Regions from separate parts of the Homo sapiens genome. Here regions 2 and 3 are each linked to region 1. Evidence: chromatin loops called from intact Hi-C (ENCODE). Cell type or tissue: mammary epithelial cell. All regions are shown on one strand. Region 1 overlaps ACTN1 (actinin alpha 1). Region 2 overlaps ACTN1 (actinin alpha 1). Region 3 overlaps DCAF5 (DDB1 and CUL4 associated factor 5).

Evidence for each region. Hi-C counts contacts between places; a loop is a spot of excess contacts. Peaks named below come from ENCODE experiments on the same cell type or tissue, not always from the same donor. Only the 100,000 strongest peaks of a DNase experiment are listed, where the experiment ranks them.
Region 2: it touches region 1 in a loop (5-fold over the local background); 2 of 110 quality-filtered maps call a loop at or near these places.
Region 3: it touches region 1 in a loop (4-fold over the local background); 2 of 110 quality-filtered maps call a loop at or near these places.

Annotation. Positions count from the first base shown.
Region 1 is chr14:68,940,596-68,943,095 of GRCh38, reverse strand. The region is part of intron 1 of ACTN1 (actinin alpha 1); the gene reads left to right. Among named protein-coding and RNA genes, the nearest start is that of ACTN1, 37 kb to the left of the region's middle. RefSeq lists enhancers at 1-776, 777-1,567. In mammary epithelial cell, a CTCF peak has its summit at 1,148; a DNase peak (open chromatin) is centred at 1,065; H3K27ac peaks cover 2,254 bases.
Region 2 is chr14:68,871,925-68,874,424 of GRCh38, reverse strand. It overlaps ACTN1 (actinin alpha 1), which reads left to right. Exons shown (of 22, transcript NM_001130004.2): 22 at 1-297. Among named protein-coding and RNA genes, the nearest start is that of ZFP36L1, 80 kb to the right of the region's middle. In mammary epithelial cell, no CTCF peak of the experiment used is centred here; no DNase peak of the experiment used is centred here.
Region 3 is chr14:69,100,270-69,102,769 of GRCh38, reverse strand. The region is part of intron 5 of DCAF5 (DDB1 and CUL4 associated factor 5); the gene reads left to right. Among named protein-coding and RNA genes, the nearest start is that of DCAF5, 52 kb to the left of the region's middle. In mammary epithelial cell, a CTCF peak has its summit at 1,301 (motif pointing right); a DNase peak (open chromatin) is centred at 1,269; H3K27ac peaks cover 1,023 bases.

The DNA of each region.
Region 1 (2,500 bases):
ACTGGGTCACATTGTCCTGGGCCTGGGTGAGGGTTTCTGTGCTGCTTTTTAATGTGCTGATCTGTGTGTTTGTGTTTTGGGAGAAGAAACTTTGTGTTGCGGAACCTCAGGTGAAGAGAATTGAGGTCGTTAGGCTCCTCCGTCATGGCCCAGTGTCATCTCGGGGCCATGCAAGGCCTCTGTGTGTCCGTCACATTTTATCCTACAATCTCCTGTGATGGATATGCAGATTGTCCCCAGCTGCTCTCCTGCTGACACAAATGAGGCAACGATGAACATTCTCCCATACATCCCAGTGCAGCTGTGTGAGGATTGCATTGAGCAGGGAATTGCTGGGTTGCAGGGAATTTCCTGATACGCTGCTGAGTTACCCCCTAAAATGGCTGTACAGTCTACTCTCCACCAGCCGGGCACGAGGGCTTCCGGATCCCTCAACCCCACCAACATTCGGCGTAATCAACTTTCTAATTGTTTGCCTGTCTATTAGGTGTAAAGAGATGCATTTTAGTTTTGAGCTGCAGCTGAAGAGGAACTCTCCTCCAAGTGCCAAGACTGCTCCCCTCCTCCAGTCAGCTCTCTTGGAACCAGAAACTTCCTCCTGGGTGGTGTTGAGAATCATGGTGATGCTCTGCAGAAAACCTCTCCTCTGTAAGGAGTGGCAGTTTATAGATACAGCCCGTTAATGCCTCAGTCCCTGCAGGAAGTTCTTTTTTTTTTGAGCTGGGGTCTCACTGTCTCCCAGGTTGGAATGCAGTGGTATGATTATGGCTCACTGCAGCCTCGACCTCCCTGGGCTGGGGTGATCCTCCCACCTCAGCCTCCTGGGTAGCTGGAACTATAGGGGTGCACCATCATGCCTGGCTAACATTTTTAAATTTTTTGTAGAGACAGAGTTTTTTGCCTGTTGCGTAGGTTCCTGCAGGAAGTTCTGCTCCCTGGGAGTGTCTGCTCCAGTCCCACCCCGGGGGTGCAAATCACTGCTGTGACTTGTGGTGGCTTGTGATGCTTCCACAGTTGCTGAACTTGTTGCCTCATCCCCTGGTATCTCTGGCATCCTGCGGGCTTGGGTTTCCTGGAGCTTTGAGAATTCCTTTGCAAAGTCATGTGGCTGCTGCCGGGTGGTTGTCCCTCAGGGAGGAGGTGGGTGGCGCTGTGGCATTGGCTTGGAGTTTGGGCTGGATCAGTGCTGAGGTCCTATTGATCAAGTTTTGACTGAGTCAGAGAGGTTGGGGTGCAGTGCCTGCTGGATCCTGCTAGCCCAGATGAAGGAACACACTGGGTGCCAAGGTGTCCCCCATGATCCCTTGATGCTACCTGGGACCGTTTAGTAGACAAGGGCAATTCCATGGGTCCTGGAGTCGTTCTTTTTGTCTCATGCCTTTCCATGAGCACCCTTTCTCTTGTCTTTCTTGTACTTTAGTAATGAACTCTAGACACTATTAACTACTTAGGGTGTGCTGGGCTTTTTGCATAGATTATCTCATTGAAACTCCTTACCAAACCAGTTGAGAAAGGTATTATCCCTGTTTTACAGATGAGGAAACTGAGGCTCAGAAAGGTCAAGAACTTGCTTAGGTTCCAAGGTTAGTAAGTGGCAGACCCATATTGAACCCAGCTCTTCTGTGCCCAAATCCGTTCTTAGCCACTAAGCCTTGGTCCTCAGAGTGTGGTCTCTGGACCGGCAGCATCAGCATCACCTGGATACTTGTTAGAAATGCAGTTTCTCTGCCGGCCTAGAACTTTGGAATCAGAAACTGGCGGTGGGGCCCAGCAATCTGTATTTTAACAAGCCCTCCAGGTGATTCTGGTAAATGTTCAAGTTTACATATTCAAGTTTGAGAACCACCGCACTGAATTATCCTGCTGTTCTTTTTTCTATTTTTTCTGCCTGGCTTCTCCCCTTTTGTCATTGGGCCAGTCACTGTGAGCCCAGACTTTGAACCCTGGCTGCTCTTCAGGGGCTTCATGCCCCTTTTAAAGAGGTGCAGTAATTCGTCCTCTGGGGCCTCCACAGGAACCCCTCCCAAGTCCCCAAAAGCAGTTGACAGAACTGATGCTCCAGCTGACAGCCTGGTGACCGGAACCACCATGGGGGTCAGAGTTCCCAGTCACTATGCCCAAGGAGGTGCTTTGAGGGGTCCGGGTGACCCAGGGGTGGACTGTGGGACAGACCAGGACAGAAGCTCCTGCTGGGAGATTATTTTAGGGGCACAGAAAGGAGACTTGGAAAACTTCCTTGTCCAAGCAGGATCTCTTTCTTTCTTGCAAATTTGTAATGATAAGTGGTTTGACCTTTGGAGAGGAGCTTCCACACAGGGGTTTGGAATCTAGGCAGGTCCTTGTTTCTGGTCAACAAGGCACATTCAGGAGAAATGACCCTGGGGAGAGGATAGAAGCTAATTTTTTTTTTTTTTTTTTAAGTAGAGACAGGGTCTTGCTATGTTGCCCAGGCTGGCCTTGATCTCCTGGCCTCAGGCAATCCTCCTGCCTCAGCCTCCCA
Region 2 (2,500 bases), 69 kb after region 1:
TCGGGGTAGGGGGTACTCTTGTCAAAAGGCACATTGGTGCATGTGTGTTTGCTAGCTCACTTGTCCATGAAAATATTTTATGATATTAAAGAAAATCTTTTGAAATGGCTGTTTTTTAAGGAAGAGAATTTATGTGGCTTCTCATTTTTAAATCCCCTCAGAGGTGTGACTAGTCTCTTTATCAGCACACACTTAAAAAATTTTTAATATTGTCTATTAAAAATAGGACAAACTTGGAGAGTATGGACAACTTTGATATTGCTTGGCACAGATGGTATTAAAAAAACCACACTCCTATGACAGCTCTTTGCCTGCTCCTTGCTTGATGTTTTCTGGAAGTGTGTGTGGGGTCAAGGATGGTGTGGGGCACCTGTATCTACTCCTAATGTTTTTGACCCTGCTGTGTTCAATCTTCTTACACTTCAGTTTCTTCATTTTAAAAAGGAAAAGGTAATTTCTTCACAGTCTCCTATGAGTTGGACAGAAAGTCATGGATGTGTAAAGGACTTCTTGATGATAAGCCCCACCTTCATTTTTCCACGGCACCAAACAGCCCTGTGACATCTGCATTCACCCCACTCGTTTTATTTTTGCTGCAGTGAACAGCTTGAGTTGTCTCTTAAGAGTCATCTCATCCCTTGCTATTCGAGATGACCCACAGATGGCAGCTGTTCAGCATCACCTGGGAGTTCATTGGAAATACAGAATCTCAGGCCCCACCCCTGAATGTCGAATACTGTGTGTACTGCTCTAGCTTCTCCAGAGTAAAAGATAGTCTCTATAGGATGCCGTCTGCTCTGGCACCAGGCCCCCTGAGCCCATGCCTTTTATCTGACGTTTGTTTTGCAACCCATTACATCACTTGCCCCCGGGCATCCTTTAAATTTCATCCTTGGCTAATTCTCATTGTAACCGGTTCCAGCTTGCTTTAAATGATTGGGTGGATGGAATTCTCCCCATTGACAATTGACAGGTGGCAATTAATTGTTCATGCCTCAGTGGGATGAATCCATTACATCTCTTTCCTGCCTAATATTTTTATCTACCTCCGACTTTTTTGTAGGGACTTTGTTGATATCCTCATGAAGGCCCATCTCTCCTCTCTCTGGCTTGTCCATCCCTTGACAAAACCTTAATGACTGTTCTGGGTACCAAATCTGTGGCAGGAGTGTGACCCAGCTGCCACCCACCTCCTCCATCACTGGACCAGCTCATAGTTGTCCCTTGGACATGGGGTTAGTGCCCAACAAGTGTAGTCATTTGGCTAAGTGAGTTACTAGGAGGGAGAACAGATTCAATTTCCTGAGGTGGTGAGGAGAGACTGAAGGCTTTGCCAGTTCTTTGGCCTATGCCAGGCTCTCTGGTACTTCTGCAGGTGGCATGAGCTGTGTGAAGCGCCTCTAAATTTAAGGCTCCAAAGCTCTCCAACACAAACAAGACTTTAGGGTCTGCGTTATGGACGCCAAGGGAAGAAATACAACCTCAACATCAGTGCCTGTCAAGGGAGGCAGATGTGAGCTCGTCTGCCTGCCACCGGCCATTTGGACTACCTTGGGCAAGTGACCTCCTTAAATGGGGCCGATAATGTTGCTTTCCTTCTCTCCCTGGCACACAGTAGGCATTTAATAAGTGGCAATGGGTATTGTCCCTAGAGTTGTATAAAAAACCAGCTCTAGCAGGGCGTGGTGGTGCATGTCCGTAGTGCCAGCTGCTTGGGAGGCTGAGGTGAGGATCACTTGAGCCCAGGAGTTTTGAGTCCAGCCTGAACAACATAACAAGACCCTGTCTGTAAAATGGGGGAAAAAAGTCAGCTGTGCTTTGTTATGCTGTTTAAAATATTCTTAAAGAAAAAGGCCTGATTACAGAAAAATACCATTAAGGGGAACCCTCTTTCAGTCTCTGTGCTGAGGGTAGTAGTAGGCTGAGTAATGGTCCCCCAAGATATCCATTTCCGAGTCCCTGGAACCCATGATTGTTAATTCATATGACAAATAAGACTTTGCAGATGGGATTAAGAATCTTGAGGTGGGGAGATTGGTTCTGGATTATCTGGGTGGGTCCTTAGGGAGCAGGCATGTCGGCATCAGAGGAAATGTGACGACAGAAGCAGGGGTTGGAGTGATGTGAGGCCACAAGCCAATGAATGCGGACAGCCTCTAGAAGCTAGAAAAGCCAGGGAAACAGATTCTCCCTGAGAGCCTCCAGATAGAATGCAGGTCTACAGACCCATTTTGGGTCTCTATTCTCCAGAACTGTGAGATAATACGTTTGTGTTGTTTTAAGCCACTTCATTTGTGATAATTTGTTACAGCAACCATAGGAAGCTAATATGTGCTCCATCGTTCATGCCCTGGGGAGCTGGCTGCCTCCCTGACGTCAGTGACCCGTGGTATAGGCATGACCTGCTGGAGAAACTGCCCTAGCTTCAAAGGCCTGAGTGTGCAACATTGGCCCTTGGGAGGCTGCCTTAGCTGCTGGACTTGATCTCCTAAGCCTTAAA
Region 3 (2,500 bases), 160 kb before region 1:
TCCTTCAGGAGGTATTCCAGAAGAAGGCATTATCATAAGAGATGATAGTTCCACGTGTATTATCGACCCTGAAGATGTTAGTAGAACAGATGTGAAGGTAGAAGATAGTGATATTGATGAGCCTGACCCTGTGTAGGTCTAGGCTAATATGTGTGTGTGTGTGTGTGTGTGTGTGTGTCTTTGTTTTTAACAAAATAAAAAGTTTAAAAAGTAAAAAAAAAAAAAAAGAATAAGGATATAAAGAAGGAAAGTGCTTTTGTACAGCTGCACAATGTGCCTGTTTTAAGCTAAGTATTATAACAAGAGTCAAAAAGTTAAAACAGTAAAAAAGTTTATAAAGTAAAAAAGTTATAGTAAACTAATGGTCGGGCGCGGTGGCTCATGCCCGTAATCCCAGCACTTTGGGAGGCTGAGGCAGGGATCACTTGAGGTCGGGAGTTCGAGACCAGCCTGGCCAACATGGTGAAACCCTATCTCTACTAAAAATACAAAAATTAGCCGGGCATGGTGACGTGTGCCTGTAATCCCAGCTGCTCAGGAGGCTGAAGCAGGAGAATCACTTGAACTCAGGAGGCGGAGGTTGCAGTGAACCGAGATCACACCACTGCACTCCAGCCTGGGTGACAGAGTGAGACTTTGTCTCAAAAAAAAAAAAAAAAAAAGTTATAGTAAACTAAGGTTAATTATTGCAGAAAGAAAAATATTTTTAAATAAATGTAGCGTAGCCTGTGTGTAATATTTATATAGTCTATGGTGGTAGTGTACAGTAATGTCCTAGGCCTTCACATTCATTCATCACTCACTCACAGACTCACCCAGAGCAACTTCCAGTCCTGCAAGCGCTATTCATGGTGGATACCCTATACAGGTGTACCATTTTTTTAAATCTTTTATACTGTATTTTTACTGTGGCTTTTAAATGTTTAGATACACAAATACTTACCCATTGTGTTACAGTTGCCTATGGCATTTGGTGTTCCATATAATAACATATAGTAACATGCTGTACAGGTTTGTAGCCTAGGTTATACCACATAGCTGGGGTGTGTAGTAGGCTATACCTTCTAGGTTTGTGTGAATACTCTCTATAATGTTTACACAACAAAATTGCCTAACAACACATTTCGTAGAACATATTCCTGTCATTAAGCGATGCATGACTGTATTAACATATCCAGATTTATCTTCTTTTGCCAGTTAAGAATTTGAGTCAACCTTTGACTCTCTGTTGCGTCAGCTTAGGTTTTTCTTCCAGGAAGTCTTTTGTGACTACTCCCACTCCTGTCTCCCCAGTAGAGGGCAGTTATTCTTCCTCTGTCCTCTCTTGGCAGATCTTCCCCTTATTACAGCACTGTTCATGGAAACGGTAACATCTTTGAATCCATGTGTGTGACACAGTGCCTAAGATAGTCAGCAGGTATTCAATAAATATTTAAATGAAAGTATGCATGAATAAATGAATTACTGAATTGTAGGGAAGGGTGTGAAGTGAATGACTTAGATGAATCCTTCTGGCCCTGATGCATTGCAGTCTGATGCTGTTCTTTTTAATAGGTGGAATAATCCATCTCCACAGCATATTCTGTGAAATCTTGTTGAACCAAGAAGCAGAAAAAACTTGCTTCTATTTCGGCTGCTTGATTGTGTGGTCAGGGTCAAGTCATATAATTACTCAGGACCTTGGTCTCCTCCAGTGTAACATAGGTTGATGTTAACCACACTGTCTATTTTATAGGATTATTTTAAGGATTAGATGATATGATATACATGAAAACATTTTGGAAATTAAATTTACTGAAGAACTTGTTGCTTCTTCAGGGGTATCTATGTTGATATAATCCCTTCAGTGAATTCTTTGTAGTTTGAACTTTCTATTTTGTAATTCCAGGTTTGACCTTATGTTTTATGTGTTGGGAGTCACATATTTTAGATAGGGACTTCTTAGTATACTCTCAATAATAATCTTGGCTTCTTTTACCCATGAATTTGCCCATATGTAGAAGACTTTCCAAGAACACTGCTAATATTTCTGGATTATGCATAAAATACTTGTGTGTTTTGAATCTGTTTTCTATTCTGATCACTTAACTTTCCCATTTGTTTATGGATACTTTGGAAGTGGGATGGTGGATCTGTAGAAAGAAATAAAACTGAGTGTAGTTTCAGACCTAACTTGGTGACTATGTCCAATGCTAACCAAGGGAAACTTGTTTTGTATCTAGAAATCTACCAAAGGAGGGATATTATTTGCCCTCATTGAGAAGGATGGTAAGGGACACTAAGATTGAATTTCAGAGACCTTTGAAAATTTTTGTTTGACTGTTATTATATGGATTTAAAATAATGACTGGATTTCAAATTTAGCATTTGTACCAGAATCCTATGGGTCAGTTTATTATGTGAAGTTTCCATTAAGAGGCTCTCTAAATTCCCTATTCTCATACTTTTCTCAAAGCTTTCTTCCATGGACCCTTTTTAAAAGAGGGAGTATATGTGAGAA